2 separate regions of the Homo sapiens genome follow, and region 1 is linked to region 2. The links are chromatin contacts, found by Hi-C in ENCODE. All regions are on one chromosome and are shown on one strand. Each heading gives the region's core, a stretch centred on a gene start or an enhancer-like site at or near the end of the contact. The rest is flanking DNA. Distances are from core to core; before and after follow the strand shown.

Evidence for each region. A loop is a pair of places that touch in the nucleus more often than their neighbours do. Pooled maps may share reads with other maps.
Region 1: a loop to region 2 is called in a map with no recorded cell type, with 12 times the contacts of the local background. The contact joins two enhancer-like sites. A Hi-C loop is called at or near these places in 2 of 37 single-sample maps with no recorded cell type and 3 of 50 pooled maps.

The regions. Positions count from the first base shown.
Region 1 is chr4:40,988,951-40,994,798 of GRCh38, forward strand. The region is part of intron 6 of APBB2 (amyloid beta precursor protein binding family B member 2); the gene reads right to left. It also overlaps the pseudogene RNA5SP160. Among named protein-coding and RNA genes, the nearest start is that of APBB2, 220 kb to the right of the region's middle. RefSeq lists a silencer at 2,163-2,232. Within about 2 kb of position 1,746, at least 9 of the 41 ENCODE cell types and tissues checked have a DNase peak (open chromatin) inside an H3K27ac peak, as active enhancers do.
Region 2 is chr4:38,303,619-38,309,131 of GRCh38, forward strand. No RefSeq gene overlaps it. Among named protein-coding and RNA genes, the nearest start is that of LINC02513, 61 kb to the right of the region's middle. RefSeq lists an enhancer at 4,479-4,648. Within about 2 kb of position 2,958, at least 3 of the 41 ENCODE cell types and tissues checked have a DNase peak (open chromatin) inside an H3K27ac peak, as active enhancers do.

The DNA of each region.
Region 1 (5,848 bases), core at 496-2,995, 2.7 Mb after region 2:
GGTTTCACCATGTTGGCCAGGCTGGTCTTGAACTCCTGACTTCACGTGATCCACCCGCCTTGGTCTCCCAAGAGTGAGGATTACAGGTGTGAGCCACTGCGCCTGGCCCCAGAGTACTTTTTTTCTAGAATTTGCAATGTTCATAAAGTGGGTGAGAAACAAACTGATAACCTAACTCCCTCTTCCACCTCACTTACTGATACACAGTATTAACAGTCTCGTATAGGAGGCAGCTATCCCATGTTGCAATGCCTTGCCTCTTCCTATACTTTTCAGTGGCTTGGTGGCAAAAGGAAAAGCCAAGCAAAGCTCAGAGAGAATCGTTTTCCCCCTCAACTGGTCACTGATCACACTAGATTGAACATGAGAAATGGCTTCCAGAGGTAGATGCCTCCTCTGCAGAAAACGTTCATTTCCTGGGAGCAAAACCAAAATCTCTGCATCTAAAAATCTATGCCTCCCAAAATTATGGGCTTTATGTCACCACTTAGCTTTTGTAAAAACAATGTGCAGATGAGCTTAGAGGAAATCAATAAAATGCAAGAGTTTTTAATTTCCCTTGAGTAGAAGGAGAAACTACATTTTTTTTTTCCCAAATCCATCCCAGATGTGGCCAGTTTTCCAAACTAGCTACCTATTTGCTTTGTTAATTTGCTTGTTTGGTTATTTATTCTCTACTGTACTCCAATAAACAATTTATCATGATGTGCAGAGGTGCATGCACTGCACAGACTGATACAGCCCCCTACTGAGTCCAGGTCTCGCTGTCCCAAGCTTTAAGCTGATCTCTGTGTCATCCGAGCCTCGTCGGAAGGGGAATGTGTTTGTTTAGGGGCAGTGTCGCAGACAACATATTCATAGATTAAATATTGCAAACCAGACTTCCTAATCCAATGGCAGCAAGATAACAATCACTGGGTATTCAGGAAAAGCAACTCTGGGCCTCAAAGAGATCTTCAATAAACTGTCTGCTCAACTGGGAAAGAAAAGAAGAAAACTAAAGAGTACATATAAAACGCTAAAACTTATAGAGAGGAGCCTTTTATTAAATGATACCTGGGTTGCTGCTCCACAAGGGTTCTCAAAAGCGGGAGTGATACAATGTGGAAACCACCCAAGTGTCCATCCATAGATGACTGAATAAGCAAAACGTGGTATATACAGACAGTGGAATATTAATTACTCAGCTTTAAAGTGGAAGGGGTCTATGGCCATAAAACCCTGAACTTGCCAGATCTCATCTGATGTGGGAAGCTAAGCAGGGTCAGGTCTAGTTAGAACTTGGATGGGAGACCACCATGAGAATACCAGGTGCTATAGGCTTTCTCTCTTTCTTCTCTCTCCCTCTCTCTTTCTCCCCTCCCCTCTTGTCTCTCTCTCTCTTTCTCTCTCCAGCTGTTGTTGGACATCAGAAGAATATTCCAGTTGTATCCGGTGTCTACCGTGAAAAAAAGTGTTCTTTTTTGCAAAAGTGCCAGAAAGGAGTGGTGAGATTCATCCCAAGCCAATCATTTCTCATGAAAGACACTGTGCCATAACCGCTTTTCACACACACAAGAAAGGAGAAAGGGAGGAAGGCAGGGAGAAACTCAGCAAACAGCTCAGGATTTCCACAGCCTACCATTCCAAACCTTTCGCACTTCCAGAAGGCTTCTTGATGGAGTTGTGGCAAGCTCATGGGGGAAATGCTTCACCCCAACGTAACCCAGACCAAATATGCCATTGCACAGGAAGTGGGTGCTGAGTCCAAGTGTGTCCATATGAGCAAAGTAACACAGATTAAACAGTGATTCATTTCATACCAAACTGCATCCATCATTTTAAAAACTGTGTCATCATCCTACTCCAAACTGTATGTGGCATCTTCTCTTCCTCTTCTGCCAAGCAGAGCAAAGACTCTAGGTTACAGCTCATGAAGGTGTAAATTGGGTTGATATGCTCTATGGAGGCAAATGGAGGAAAAAGAAAGGAAGGAAACCCTGAATGGGGGTTGGGGGCAGGGAGGGGTAAGATTTACTCTGCTAACTACATAGATTTCTGGTCATTTTGGACTGAGTTTCATTTTTTTTTTTTTTGGAGGCAAGGTTTCACTCTGTTGCCCAGGTTGCAGGGCAGTGGTGCAATCTTGGCTCACTGCAACTTTCGTCTCAGCCTCCTGAGTAGCTGGAACTACAGATGTGTGCCACTACGCATGGCTAATTTTGTTGTGTGTGTGTGTGTTTTGCTTTTTTTTTTTTTTTTTTTTTTGTAGAAATGAGATCTCACCATTTTGCCCAGGCTGGTCTCGAACTCCTGGGCTCAAGAAATCTGCCTGCCTTGGCCTCCCAAAGTGCTAGGATTACAGGTGTGAGCCACCGTGCCTTGCTGGGTTTTGATTTTTAAATTTTTTATTTTGCTTCCTGGTATTGATTTTTAAAAGTCCCCTGGAAAATGCCTTGCATTTAAAAACCCTCACACCCCTTACGATAACCTATTCTGTCCCTAAAATTAAGACTATAACTTTCAAAACACTTTAGATGAAATTGTGCTAGGCCAGAGTAAGTGATCCTATTTATTTTTTTAAAAATATGTATCCAAAAAGTACAGGGGGAAAAAAAACCTATAGTGTTCTAACTATAGCAATTTCCTCCTGCTTTTATCCCTGTGTCTGAAGTGAGGTCATTTTTGTTTGTTTTTGGCAAGTGAACAGAGAAAAGAAGAAAGAAAAACACACACACACACCCTAGACTTTTCACCCCCTCCTCCTAAAACAGACACACTTGTTAATTTACAGCTTTGAAAATCATCTGGGTAGTTCTTCCATAATTCACCATCTTCCTTGGTTTTCTAGGATTTTTTTTAGAACCTTCAGACCCCAGAGGGCATTTCACTTGAAGATGCTACTCGTCTCATCCCTTCAGAAGGTGGGCTGAGGTTTCCTTAAGAATCTTCTATGAGAGTGGTCTGCAATTAGAAAGTTATAACAATTCTACCTGTGAGGGTGTTCTACAATCAGAACACTGCTCTCACTCTCCCTCCTCCTCCCCATCTCTCTCTCTCACACTCACGCACAGACACCACACACACCACACTCACACTGAAATTAAGAGTGAAAACTGTTAAGGCTAAAAATACTACAGAGAGAAAAGCATCTTTGCTAACACTTAATACTCAGAACAACTTTTTGAAAGTGAAAATGACGATGCTTTACCTGACTGATTATCAATGCAGCTGCCTTTTTTGTTTGTTGCTTGTTTTTAAGAGACAGGGTCTCACTCTGTTGCACAAGCTGGAAGCCAGTGGCATAATTATAGCCTTGACCACCTGGGCCCAAGTGACATCCTCTGCCTCAGCCTCCCGAGTAGCTGGTACTAAAGGTGCACGGCACTACACTTAGCTAATTTTATTTATTTATTTATTTTTGGTAGAGATGGGGGGGGGTCTTTCTATGTTGCCCATGCTGGTCTCAAACTCCTAGCCTCAAACTATCCTCCCACCTCAGCCTCCCAAAGCACTGGGATTACAGGTGTGAGCCACTGCACCAGATTGACACAGCTTTTTAGTTCGCTTCAGCAGCTATAGATTTACCTTCTGATGTAGTTAAACAACATTTTAGATACGTGCTGAACAGCAGTCTTGGACACCTCATTAATATGTAGTAAGGAAGAGAGCAAACCAACACTTGGAAAATTGTTCAATGAGGTGTGTGAAATGACTGGATGGAAACGCTGGTAACCCCTGGAAGTAACGCGGGAAGTATGAAGCCAGCGAGCAGGAGTATCACGAGCAGAAGACCGACCCCCGATGTCCAGGCCAGGGAGCTGCACCACCCTCAGGACCCATCACCTTCCTCACCCCTTCAAGTAAGACCGAGGCTCATGGGCAATGACGAACAAGCCAAACCACAGGGCCGGATGGAGATAGGCCGGCCTGCCATGTGCAGGATCTCTACGTTGTGAAACACTGTCTTCCTGCCTACTTGTTCTAGTCTACTCTGCTGCTTATCTGAAGTTATTTTCTGTTTGTGTACACAATCGTAGTCCCTCTTTTACTCTCTCTCTGTGCTTTTCCTTCAGTGGGAGAATTAATTTTCCATACCAGAATATTTATAAAATCCAATTTTTGCTGAGCCCTTACTACATGGCAATCACTACGTTCTGTGCCCCACATGTCTTGTTTCAGTTAATCATCACAACCACCCCACAAGGCAGAGACTATTATTAACCCTATTTGACAGAGGAGGAAACGTATGGTGTTAAGTGACTCAGCCACAATCATCCATTTAGTAATAGCACAGCTGGGATTTAAATATTCAGTGTTCATAGTGCAGTAAAGCTTATGGCACAAATTCCATTTTAGGGACAAGAACAAGAGAAGAGATTTCCAGTAGTTTAATTTCTGGAGCACAGGAGCAATTAAGAACTCTTCTCTCTTTTTTTTTTTTTTTTTTTTTTTTAACAAAAATGTTTTTTGAGACAGGGTTACCCTTTGTCTCCCAGGCTGAAGTGCAGTGGTGTGATCTTGGCTCACTGCAGCCTTGACCTCCGGGGCTCAAGGAGATCCTCCCACCTCAGCTTCCTGAGTAGCTGGGACTACAGGCACGTGCCATCATACCCAGCTAATTTTTTGTTTATTTTTTATAGAGATGAAGTCTCATTATGTTGCCCAGGCTGGTCTCAAACTCCTGGCCTCAAGCAATCCTCCTGCCTCAACCTCCCAAAGTGCTGGGATTACAGCATAAGCCATCATGCCTGGCCACTTCTACTTGATTCTATCAAAAACAAAAGAAAATATTATTTTTTAAAAGAAAATAAATGTTTTCCACGTTTTTCATTAAGGCTGTGATTCTTGTTAAATGTTAGCCAGATCAGTATCCATTATAATAGGAACACAGCACTTCAAACACAACAGAAGGCCCTAACTAAAGCAGTTCCTGTGTCAGAATCTGAGCCATGCTTCTCAAATGATGCATAGAGGAGGAAGTTAAAATGCAGGTTCCTGAGACCCACTACCTGCGTCTGAGTCTGTAAGGCACAGGTAGGGCCCAGGTATCTACATTTAAAGAAACACCTAGGAGAGGCTGGGCGCGGTAGCTCACACCTGTAATCCCAGCACTTTGGGAGGCCAAGGCAGGCAGATCACAAGGTCAGAAGATCAAGACCATCCTGTGAATGGTGAAGCCCCGTCTCTACTAAAAATTACAAAAAATTAGCCGGGCACGGTAGCGGGCGCCTGTAGTCCCAGCTACTCGGGAGGCTGAGGAAGGAGAATGGCGTGAACCTGGGAGGTGGAGCTTGCAGTGAGCCGAGATCGCGCCACTGCACTCCAGCCTGGGCAACAGAGCAAGACTCATCTCAAAAAAAAAAAAAAGAAACACCTAGGAGTTCTGATGCAGACAGACTACAGGCCAAACTTACTAGCTGCAACGAGATTTTCTCCAAGACTTGCAAATGAAGAAAATAAGATTGCTCTTGAAGTTAAAGTATGATAGTTGAATCAGTCAATGGATCAAAACCAAGAAATGGAGTAAGAGTGAGATAAGATGTCTCCCAAACATAGTATGACTTATCTTTAACTCAGTAGAAAATATTACTGTATCTTGGGCCGGGTGCAGTGACTCATGCCTGTAATCCCAGCACTTTGGGAGGGTGAGGTGGGCAGGATCATGAGGTCAAGAGATTGACACCATCCTGGCTAACATGGTGAAACCCCATCTCTACTAAAAATACAAAATATTAGCCAGGCGTGGTGGCACATGCCTATAGTCCCAGCTACTCGGGAAGCTGAGGGAGGAGAATCGCTTGAACCTGGGAGGCGGAGGTAGCAGTGAGTCAAGATTGTGCCACTACACTCCAGCCTGGGGCGACAG
Region 2 (5,513 bases), core at 1,708-4,207:
AGGGATGCCTGGGTCCACTACTGAAATTTGGGCAGCTGCAACTGTGCCAGGGGCAGGGCTCCTGCCTGCTCCATGGAGCAGGAGGTCCAGGTCTGCAGCTGCAGTTTGAACGGCTGCAGCTGCACCTGAAAGAGTGGGACTCCCGCCTGCTCCTGGACCATGAGAGCACAGGGATGCCTGGGTTCACAGCCATATCTTGGGTGGCTGCAGTGGCTCCCAGAGAACTCCTGCCCCAACTTGAAAGGGATGGGGCTCCCACTTATCCCTGGCTCCTGCCCACTCTGTGGAGCATGCAGCCCCCTGCTGCACCTCCCTGCTGCAGCCAGTGTGATGGCAGCGGTTGCTCCAGATGGCCCACTGTTGCCATCAATCTCAATTACATGTGGATTCTAAAAGTCAAATTCATAAAATAGAGATTAGAATGGTGATTTCCAAGGTCTGGAGGGTGGAGAGGGAGGGAAATGGGGGGATGTTTGGCAAAGGGTAAAAGGTTTCAGTTATGCAGGATGAATAAGTTCTAGAGATATTATATACAGCATGGTGATTATAGTTAATATTACTGTAGAATATACATGCAATTTGCTAAGAGAATAGCTCTTAAATATTCTCACCACATACAAAAAAATGGTAACTTATATGAGATGATGGATATGTTAATCAGCTTGTGGTAATCATTTCACAATATACATGTATATCAAGACATTACATTGTCCATCTTAAATATATACAATTTTTATTTTGTCAATTATATGTCAATAGAGAACCCATCCCCCAAAATTTGTGGTTTAGAGTTAGTATGAATAATGCCAATGGGTTTTCAGTTCATAAAAGAGTGATCTGCTGACAAAAGAATGAGGGGAGCAAGTTTTAGGAGATGTGTTGACTGAGGAAGTTTCTTCAGAAGGAGCTGCTGTATATTCCATTATGTTTTTTATTCTCTGTTTGATCTTGCTGTCCTGTGGAACTTTGATGTAATTAGGAAACACATTCCTCAGGTTAAATGTGAATAGGATGGGATGGTCTGTGAATGTGCGGGCGCATGGTGTGGGACTGGCGGGCAGCTCCGCCTGCGGACCTGGTGTGGGATCCAGTAGGTGAAGCCAGCTGGGCTCCTAAGTCTAGTGGAGACTTGGAGAACCTTTATGTCTAGCTAAGGGATTGTAAATACACCAATCAGCACTCTGTGTCTAGCTCAAGGTTTGTAAACACACCAATCAGCACCCTGTGTCTAGCTCAAAGTTTGTAAACGCACCCATCAGTGCTCTGTGTCTAGCTAATCCAGTGGGGACTTGGAGAACTTTTGTGTCTAGCTCAGGGATTGTAAATGCACCAATCAGTACCCTGTCAAAACAGACCAATCAGCTCTCTGTAAAATGGACCAATCAGCAGGATGTGGGTAGGCCCAGATAAGAGAATAAAAGCAGGCTGCCCAAGCCAGCAGTGGCAACCCACTCGGGTCCCCTTCCACACTGTGGAAGCTTTGTTCTTTCGCTCTTTGCAATAAATCTTGCTGCTGTTCACTCTTTGGGTCCGCATTGCCTTTATGAGCTGTAACACTCACTGCGAAGGTCTGCAGCTTCACTCCTGAGGCCAGTGAGACCAGGAACCCACCGGGAGGAATGAACAACTCTGGACGGGAGGAATGAACAACTCCAGAGGTGCTGCCTTAAGCGCTGTAACACTCACTGCGAAGGTCTGCAGCTTCACTCCTGAAGCCAGCAAGACCACAAACCCACCAGAAGGAAGAAACTCCGAACATGTCCGAACATCAGAATGAACAAACTCTGGACACACCATCTTTAAGAACTGTAACACTCACCGCGAGGGTCCATGGCTTCATTCTTGAAGTCAGTGAGACCAAGAACCCACCAATTCCGGACGCAAATGTACTAGTATGAGGGACATCATTACATTTAAGGAGCCTGGGAACACGGTTCTCAGGCTTTCGGTTTGGTTGTTCTGCACAATTTTTTTTTTTTTTTTGAGACAGAGTCTCACTCTGTCACCCAGGCTGGAGTGCAGTGGCACGATCTTGGCTCACTGCAAGCTCTGCCTCCCAGGTTCACACCATTCTCCTGCCTCAGCCTCCCAAGTAGCTGGGACTACAGGCACCTGACACCGCACTCAGCTAATCTGGTTTTTGTATTTTTATTAGAGATGGGGTTTCACCGTGTTAGCCAGGTTGGTCTTGATCTCCTGACCTCATGATCCACCCGCCTCGGCCTCCCAAAGTGCTGGGATTACAGGCGTGAGCCACCACCCCTGGCCTCTTCTGCACAATTTTTTAAGTGGGGGGACTCTTTTGAAAGGACTTCAGGCTGAGACTTCTGAAAGCATGTAGTGAAGGGCTGAGGGACAAGACCAGAAGGTGGGGCCTAGCCAAGGCTTTGTACTCGCATTCTTACACTCTCCTGCCATTGTCCCTGTGATGAAATGAGCTTCATACATATAGTTTGCTTGAAAATACACCTCATGGGCCAGGTGCAGTGGCTCATGCCTGTAATACCAACACTCAAGCCTTTGGAAGGCTGAGGCAGGTGGATCACTTTGAGGTCAGGAGTTCGAGACCAGCCTGGGCAACATGGTGAAACCCTGTCTCTACTAAAAACACAAAAATTAGCCAGACATGGTGGCACATTCCTATAATCCCAGCTACTTGGGAGTCTGAGGCAGGAGAATCGCTGGAACCCAGGAGGTGGAGGTTGCAGCGAGCCGAGATCACACCACTGCATTCCAGCCTGGGCGACAGAGTGAGACTCCATCTCAAAAAATGTTAAAAAGAAAAGAAAAAACACCCCATGAAGTGTCCTATGATCAAATTTCTGAGACAGAGGAGAGATATGGCATGCTCCATTGTGATTAAAAAAAACGTGGCTTGTAACCTTGGCTTCTCCATCTGTCAAGTGATGACAATCAATGCAGCAATAACTGCACACCTCTCTCACTTCCTCTCTCTTGATCAAGGAAGACTGTGAGAATTAAGAGTTGATCAGAAAGCAAAGTAACAATGATATGTTACAGAGGAGTGAGCTTGCAATGAGATCTGTGAAATTTGGCAAAGCACAGGAAGTGTCCAATTCAGCTAGATTGGATTGGTGCTAAGGCAGTTTGAGCTTGAGGTTGTCCAGAATCCTTTCTGCTAACGAATGCCAACTACAAGGGGAATCCCTGCCTCACCGTTTGCATATAGATTTAGGAGGAAATGCAGATTTGCTCATTTGGTTTCTGTGCAATTTTAGAGTCAAAATGAAACTAGAATGTGAATATTAGAGTATGTGAACCTTCTTAGTATAAAGCTGGATTCCCCTCTGACTTCTGTAGCATTTAGGAAATTGTGCCTTATAATAGCAGCAATCAATAATACATTGTCCTTTCATCAAGTAACAACAATGACTGCTGATGCTCAGATCCTAGTGTTCTGTAGAATCTAGCAACCCATTGTTTGGATACAAGGGTGCATGAATTAACAATATTCACTGCTCATTTTCTTTGTGTTTGCATTCTAGTCTTCTGGAAATGGATTTACTAAAAAAATACTTTCCAAAAAATGAAGTGTTGATTTTTTTTCTTTGTCAGGTAAGAGCCATAATACATGTTCATCATTTTTAAAAAATTGGAATAGGGCCGGGTGCAGTGGCTCGCGCCTGTAATCTCAGCTCTCTGGGAGGCCTGGGCAACATGGAGAGACTGTCTCTACAAAAAATTTAGAAATCAAGTGGGTGTTGTGGCAGGCACCTGTAGTCCCAGCTACTTGGGAGGCTGAGGCAGGAGGATCTCTTGAGCCCAGGAGTTTGAGGTTGCAATGAGCCATGATTGCATCACTGCACTCCAGCCTCGGTGACAGAGAAAGACCCTGCCAGAAAAAAAAAAAAAAAAAAGATGAGAAGGAAGACTATGCAACCCAAACACAATCATTGTTGACTTGTATACAATAGAGTCCCTTAACTCATCTCCACTTAAGGAAACCACTAGATTAATGGATACAACCTCTATTCTATCTGCAAAGTCCTCAGTAGGCTCAAGATGTGACACTGGCATTCTCACAGTGCATCTAAACACATCTCCCACCAGTTGCATGGTCTACTTACCAGGAGTCAGTTTTGTTTGTTCCCAGATGTGTTTATAAAGTTTGCAGTGAAAAAAATATGTAATTAGGAATTATGTAAATGGATGAAAATATAGCAAAGAACATTCTCCCCACCATCACCAAATGCTGTCAGATTAGGTATGGACATGCAACTATAAAAGATTGAGAACAAATCATTAAAATCTAGAAGATTTGTCCTCAGATTGCTTCAAGAGTATCTTTAAGTTCTTGCTACATTCTAAAGAAACTAGAAAATTGTAGTTGATGCATTAAGGATGTGAGACTGAATTGTTAGGTATGAAATACAAAATGAGCGAAGATGCTCCCAAAAACAAAATAACGAAACAAAAATAAAAACCCAACAACAATAAAACTGTAAATCCATGCAATGTTTAATATGTGCCGTGGACTGTTCCAGGCCCTGGAGAAATATTATTCATTTTATTGTCATAAATAATATTGTCATAATTACTCTATGAAGTAGAAAGTAAGTGGTATTGTTATCCCATTTTACAAAGGAGGAAACTGAGGTGCAGCAACATGAAGTTTCTTACCCTGGATTACCCAGCTGGTAAGTAATAGAGCAGACATTTAAACACAGGCAACCTGGTCCTTAGTCCATGACTTCAGCCATTGCCTTATACTAGCCTTTGATTCTACAGCAATCTTTTAAATTTTTGAGTAAAAACTCAATTGATATATGTTTGTATCTTTAAAAACAAATTATTTTGGAAATCCTGAAGCCTGTATAAAAGTAGAGAGGAGAGCGTGATGAGACCCCACTTACCCACTACTCAACCTCAGCAATTATCAACTCATGGCCAATCTTTTATTGTATCTCTCCTCATTCACCTCCTCCTGGCTCTTGAAATATATTAAAACAAATATAAGAAATCATATATTCTCATCCATAAATATTCCAGAATGCATCTCTAAAAGACAAGGACTTCTTTTTATTACACTTGATCTTAGTCAAAAGACCAAGAAGCGATGACAAGGACTTCTTTTAAAAAGCATAGCCATAGCCATAGCTACAACATCACCATCACACCTTAAAAAAGAGAAAAATTCCTGAATTTAATCAAATATCCAGACAGCATTTCAGTTTCTCTGACTGTCTCAAAAACGTTTTGAGGGATTTTCTCCCCAAATAGAATCCAAGTAAGATCACTGTAGTTGTTCTGTTTTCATCTACATGTCCCCTCCCCTCCCTTTTCCCCCTTCAAAGTCGAGAGAAAACAGGTCCTTTGTCCTACCAAGTGTTCCACACTCTGAATTTTGCTGATTTTTGTCTCCTTTGATGTCATTTAAACCATTTCTCTGTCTCTCTCCTGCATTTCTTATAAATTGGGAGGCATAAATAGAGGTACAATCTGACTCAGGTTTTGATTTTTTTGTCATTAGTCATAGGCAGTGTCATAGGCAG